2 separate regions of the Homo sapiens genome follow, and region 2 is linked to region 1. Evidence: chromatin contacts called from ENCODE Hi-C or POLR2A ChIA-PET data. All regions are on one chromosome and are shown on one strand. Each heading gives the region's core, a stretch centred on a gene start or an enhancer-like site at or near the end of the contact. The rest is flanking DNA. Distances are from core to core; before and after follow the strand shown. Region 1 holds the start of CRYM (crystallin mu). Region 2 overlaps DCUN1D3 (defective in cullin neddylation 1 domain containing 3).

Region 1 (3,114 bases), core at 532-3,031:
CACCTGGGAGTGATTCTTGAGTCTTTCACTAACCAGATGTGTGACCTCAAGCAAAGTGACTCTACTAACCTGAGCCTCAAGGACCTCAACAGAAATTGGGGGGAAGGGGAGTTAATAAAAACACCCATAGAGGAATTTTGCAGAATTGAATGTGATCAGCGTCTCCTTCTTGGCACATAAGTGCCCAATATGTAGCAGTTAAAATGGCGGTGGTCTTAGAAGAGTCTGGACCTATGGACCGTGGACTTAGACTGAGCAGCTCTGAAGTCCAACCATGCTAATTGTTGGTTACATAAACCTCGGTAAGTTGAACATAGTTGCTCTGACTCGGTTTCCTCATCTATAAAGTGGGAGTAATCATATTACCCATATCATAGAATAGTTTTAAGTATTAAGAGGATTAATAAATGTGAAATGTTTAGAAAAGTGCCTGATGCATTATAAAAAGTACTCCATAAACACAAGCTACTGCTACCTTTTGAAACTATGATTAGATATTAAAACAGGTCACACCGTATACCCCTCTGAAGACTCCCAGGGATTATAGAACACCCCTTCTTTTCCATGTCGACAAGGATTCAGTAAGTAAGTCTTCCCTTGGCTAATGGGTTCATTCAAGCTGCGTATTTGGGGCAACTGAGTATAGGACAAGGACATATGCAAGAATGACAACAAGATTATTATTTCCACACTGTCACATGCTTGAGGCAGCAGTGGGCGCTGGTGCCGTGTTATGCATCCTCAGGCAGTCCTAGAAATAGATACATGGACACAGATAACCTTCACTGTTGCTGGTATCCAGTCACTTGCAGAGGGGCACGCGTAGTCACAATCAAGACTCCCCCTGCTGCGGAGAACTTACTTTTGAGCTTCAATCTGGGCCCAGGGGCCCCATTCCACCCCGGGACAGGAAGTTGCTCACCGCCAGCAGGGTGCCATTGCTGGGCTCAAAGAGTAGCACAGTAGCCTGGTGGGAAGGGACGACCGAGGTGATGCCGCGGTCCTCGTAGAAGGTGACCAACTTGGTGGTCAGTGCATCCTCTGCAGCACTGTAGGCGGGCATGACCCCCAGGTAGCTACAAGGAGAGAGGGAGCAGCTTCAGCCCCTTCCCATCAATGCTGGGGTCTCTTAGAAAGTATCCATATACTTTCCTTTTTCTTTCCTTCCTCACCACCCCACTGGCCCTCTTCCAGCCCCCGCATCCCTCTGCCCTTCCCTTAGACACTATGCACAGTATGTTCAGAAGTCTGGCTCTGGATCAGAAAACCTTTCCAGCTCTGCCACTTAGTAGCTGTGTAAGCTTAGGTAAGTCACTTAACCTCTCTGAGTCTCAGTTTTCCACCAATCAAATGGTGGTATCAATACCTCCCTAGGTGGAGAGTGTGCTGAAATAAACAAGGTAACACCTGTAAAACGCCCACTTAGCACACCGGGTAGCGCCTATTAAAAGTGGCAGCTGTTAGCAACGGTTAGGCAAGCCGTCTCTTCCCTTCTCCCACCCCTCCTCTTCCTGCTCCTCCTTTCCCCGCTTTCCAGTTTCTCCTGCCCCTGACCCCGACCCTCCTCACTCACCCCCTGTGCTTGGTCACCGGCACCACGGTGCGCACGGGCTGCATGACCCCTCCTTCGGGACCGCTGGAGAAGTTGGCCAGGGCCGTCTCTAGAGGCGGGATGAGGAGGCTGGAGCTGCGGAGGTGTTCCTCCACCTCGGCCGCGCTCAGGAACGCTGGTACCCGGCTCATCTCGCCACCTGTGCCTTCTAACCTCAGTCTCCGCACCGCGATCCACGTACCCTCGGCTGTGCCCTTTATGAGCGCGCCCGCTGCTCTGTGGAGCCGCCTGCTGGTCACAGCCCAGCCTCCGGGGGCGGAGCAACCCCGCCCCGCCCCGCCAGCCCTCTCCTCCCCCTTCGCCCACCTCGACCCCTAAGGGTGGGCGAGATGGGTCCCTTCCAGCAACGGATTCCCCAAGATGGACATCGCGGTGGCGTGCTGGGAGTCAATATTGTTTGGTCCACTTTCTCAGTTCCTGTAATCAGCTGTAGCCACATTCCTTGACTTTTGCTTCCTACATAACCCCTCCCTATTAACTCGCTTTTTGCTGCTGTCTAGGTCACCGTGCCTGGGAAAGAATGGACAGGGAAAACGCTAACGGGGCTCCTTTATTTATTAAATTACTGCCTACTGCTAGGAGATAAAAGGAGACGGAGGCTTATTTAATTTTTTTTTCCTTTTAATTCTGTCCCCGTCTAGAGTCTCTTATCCTAGTCTTCCTCCCCCCTGTACCCCCAGATGTCTGGCCTTTGATTGCTAAGAACGCACAGTTTTCTCACAGGCTAACTAACCTAACAAACCTTCGCCTTTAAAGGGGGGAAGTTTGCAGGGCAAGGTGTAATCTTTTCCATCTCACAAAAAGCCAAATTGCAGGATCTTTTCTTCCAGGAGTTTTTACCTGAGATGGGGAAATAAAATCGGAAAGGAATGATGTAAAGCTTAAGGCAATAAATCCTAGTCATCAAATCAGTGATAGGAAAAGTAAGTTAATTCAAAGAAAAGAGAGATGATTTTGACCTGGAGTGGTTAGATAAGGGCTTCATGAAAGAGTGGGGAGAAACCAAGGTCTGAAATAATAATAGTGACGACAACAATGATAACATCAGGTTATTGATCTTTACTATGTACCAGATACTGCACCATGCACTTTATGTATATTATCTCATTTAATTATACAACAACCTCTAAGGTAGGGAGGTGTTGTTATTAGTTTTACTGTCCATTGGAGGCTCTGAGAAGGGAAGAAATTTAGTTCAAGGTCATCCACCAAGTCAGCAGAGGAGCTGGCTTTGCCCATGGTTGGACTTCAGAATTATATTCCTAATCATTAAGCTACTTTGGCAGAAAGAGAGGAAGAGGGCATTACAGGCCAAGTAAAGCCCTGAGGTGGAAGGCATGTTGAATAGCTCTGGGAACAGTGAGTTGCCAGATGTGTTAGGCTGGAATAAGGTGCTGAGGTCTAGGAGCATCAGAAGATAAAACTGAGAACGATTCTTGGAGTCAGGCAGCTGAGAATGGTGATTCCTAGGAAAGAAATTACATGCTCCAAGAGAGTAAGCA
Region 2 (3,391 bases), core at 346-2,845, 400 kb before region 1:
GAAGGGTCTGGCCCATGGATTGAGTGATTCACATTCCCAGGGAGCAAGAGGCTCATTCAAAAGAGAAATGTGGAATGCCTGGAAATGGTCAATGGGCTGGATTTAGTGTGAAGACTAACATGGGCTGTCAAGCTGCAGACTGGGTCAAAGGACAGATTTGTAGCAGACGTGTCTGCCTTCCCAGCATCCAGGCTCTTCATCAGGTGATTACCCAATTTTCACCAGCAGATCCTTTTCCCTCGCTCTCGGCCATATGGCTGGGTGGGGTTCATAAAGAACTATGGGACTCAGCCCCACCAAGGCCTCACATGCCCCTGGCTTTAATGACTGGACCCAGGATATGCCCATGACAAGCCAGCCAGACAGAATCTCAACCCTGAAAATACAGGAGGCTGGAGATGCTACCAGAAAGAGCTACCAGAGAAAATAAGAATGCCTAGGGGGTCACTGTGAGGATTAAATGGTCCCTGTTTATCACATGGGGCTCAGCTCAAATGCATGTAGAACCCAAAAATGAAATCACCAAGTGGAAAGCAGTATGAAGAGACAAAGGGAAACTGAATTTTGAAGGCATTATTTACACCCTGAATCCAACTGTTCCTAGAGTCAAGATCAAAGCCTGAACTTCACAGGTGTGAGCCAACAAACTCTCCTTTGCATAAGTTAGATATCAGGTTTTCTATCACAACTGAAAGAGTCCCTACCAAGACACAGCTATGTCACTCAGATCTCTTCTATTCAGAGAGCAAAGAGAGAGAAGATCTAATTGCCAGATGTTCTGATTCATGGTTCAGAACCAACTGACTAGGCCACAATTTCTAGTCGAATATATCATAGGACCCTTAGCTGAACAACAGGACCAATGATCCCAAGTTCATGAAAGCTGTCAAATTCCATTATAACTACGTGGACCAGTAGGATGCTATTTAAAAGATGGTATGACTAACTGGCTACAAGAATCTTTCCAATTGCAATTTTTACACCGTTAGACCTCCTTCAAGTAGATATGCCACAGAATACTTCAGGAGCTTTATTCTATTGTGTACATATTTGCTGTCATCATCTTGTTCCCAAAGAGGAACCCCGTCCCAGCATTCAGACACCATGTGAAAGGCTGAAAGCAAAAATCTCTCAGAAGTCTTTCTCTGTACAATAACATGATCAACCTTCCAGCTGAAACAGGTATTTGATCTAAACCATATCCCATGAAACTGAAAGCCCAAATCTAACCTGAACTTGGCTACCCTCTTGGTTTCAATTCCTATCACTGAGACAATTTCTCTTTGATTTTACATGCCGAAGAGCCTATTAAGAAAGTGTTTAAGTTTCAAAGACTGACAGGAAATGCTCATGTTTGCACATCTTTATTTGAATACGTTCTCTGCAGGTTGAAACTTGAGGCCCCAAGGTTTAGGCTTTGATTTTTTTTTTTAAGTTACTTATTTTCACAAATGCTCATGTAGCATGAGGCCCCAGAGTACATTAACATGTGCAAAGATAAGCAGGTAATTAAAAATGGAGCTCTATACCTGTTGGAAGGCACTGTGGTACTGCAAGCTTTGCAAAGTAAGACATCTGATGATTCGTTCCTGCCCACTTCCCACCCACATGACCTGCCAAAATTGCTGCCACCTAATGGCCACCACAATGCTGTCTATTAAAACCCTGCCCTAGCAGCTATGCCCTATTTTAAGAAACAACATAAAAAATTTATAAAATAAAGCAGCAGCACCATAAGTTCTTTCAGTCATCAATAAGTCTGAAGACTCAAAGACAACTATGGCCCCAGAATAAACTGCGTGCGCTCATGCACACACACACACACACACACACACACACACACACACACACACACAAATGTTGCATCCAACAATAGGGGGTCCATGAAATTACATGCAACTTTTCTGAATTGCGTTCAGTGTCTTGACTGTTCTGCAACCAACATTCAATTCTCTCACTCAAAAACCAGTTGCACAGATATTGCAGCTCCTTCAGCTGCTCCAGTATAGTCATGTGCCTTCCAGGAGGGAAAGTACATGCATTGGATGCAAAATGACTAGGTTTGTACAGCCCAGCTCTACCAACTCTCTAGCTCACACTTAACCATATTCCATCTCAGTCTTCTCAGTTGAAAACGGGAACTAAAACAAATCACTGTGAACTAAATGACTATATGCAGAAGAATAAAACTAGATCCCCTCTCTCACACTATATACAAAAATCAAATCAAAGTGGATTGAAGATTTAAATATAAGACATGAAACTATGAAACTACTAGAAGAAAACACTGGGGAAATGATCTAGGACACTGGTCTGGGCAAAGATTTTTTGTGTAAGACCTTAAAAGCACAGGCAACCAAAGCAAAAAGAGACAAATGGGGTTATATCAAGCTAAAAAGCTTCTACACAGCAAAGTAAACAATCAACAATGTGAAGAGACAATCCACAGAATGGGAAAAAAAATCTGCAAACTATCCATCTGACGAGGGATTAACAGCCAGAATATATAAGGAGCTCAAACAACTTAATAGCAAAATAATAATAATAATAATCTGATTTTTATTTTATTTATTTATTTTTTTTGAGACAGAGTCTCACTCTGTCACCCACGCTGGAGTGCAGTGGCATGATCTCGGCTCACTGCAACCAATCACCTCCGAGGTTCAAGTGATTCTCTTGCCTTAGCCTCTCGAGTAGCTGGGATTACAGGCGCATGCCACCAGGCCCAGCTCATTTTTGTATTTTCAGTAGAGACAGTGTTTCACCATGTTGGCCAGGCTGGTCTCAAACTCCTGACCTCAGGTGATCCGCCTGCCTCAGCCTCCCAAAGTGCTGGGATTACAGGCTCGAGCCACTGTGCCCGACTCTAATCTGATTTTTAAATGGGCAAAAGATCTGAATAGATGTTTCTCAAAAGGAGACATGAAAATAGCCAGCAGGTATACGAAAAAATGCTCAACATCACTAATCATCACAGAAATGTAAATAAAAGCCACAACGAAATATTATCTCACCCCAGTTAAAATGGTTATGAAAAAAAAAAAAAACAGAATAATGAATGGCAAGGATGTGGAAAAATGGGAACCCTCGTATACTGTTGGTGGAAATGTTAATGAGTATAGCCACTATGGAAAACAGTATAAAGGGCCCTCAAAAAACTGAAAATAGAACTACTGTATGATCCAGCAATTGCACTACTAGGTATATGTGCAAAGGAAAGAAAATCAATATACTGGAGAGATCTGCACTCCCATGTTTATTGTAGCATTATTCACAATAGCCAAAATATGGAATCCACCTGAGTGCCCATCCATGGATGAATGGATAAAGAAAATGTGGTACATATACACAATGGAATATTATTCAGCCATAAAAAAGTATGAAACCCTGT

The links. A loop is a pair of places that touch in the nucleus more often than their neighbours do. ChIA-PET counts read pairs that join two places held with the same protein, here RNA polymerase II (POLR2A). Pooled maps may share reads with other maps.
Region 2: a loop to region 1 is called in a map with no recorded cell type, with 6 times the contacts of the local background. The contact joins the enhancer-like site here to the promoter of CRYM in region 1. A Hi-C loop is called at or near these places in 8 of 37 single-sample maps with no recorded cell type and 5 of 50 pooled maps. POLR2A ChIA-PET finds 5 or more read pairs at or near these places in 1 of 52 experiments (GM12878).

The regions. Positions count from the first base shown.
Region 1 is chr16:21,276,509-21,279,622 of GRCh38, forward strand. It overlaps CRYM (crystallin mu), which reads right to left and starts at 1,782. Exons shown (of 8, transcript NM_001376256.1): 1 at 1,574-1,782; 2 at 923-1,076. The coding sequence starts at 1,743. RefSeq lists an enhancer at 1,574-1,783.
Region 2 is chr16:20,873,401-20,876,791 of GRCh38, forward strand. The region is part of intron 1 of DCUN1D3 (defective in cullin neddylation 1 domain containing 3); the gene reads right to left. Among named protein-coding and RNA genes, the nearest start is that of DCUN1D3, 25 kb to the right of the region's middle. RefSeq lists enhancers at 963-1,062, 1,313-1,532 and a silencer at 2,179-2,258. Within about 2 kb of position 1,596, at least 8 of the 41 ENCODE cell types and tissues checked have a DNase peak (open chromatin) inside an H3K27ac peak, as active enhancers do; they include GM12878, where a contact is called at or near this core.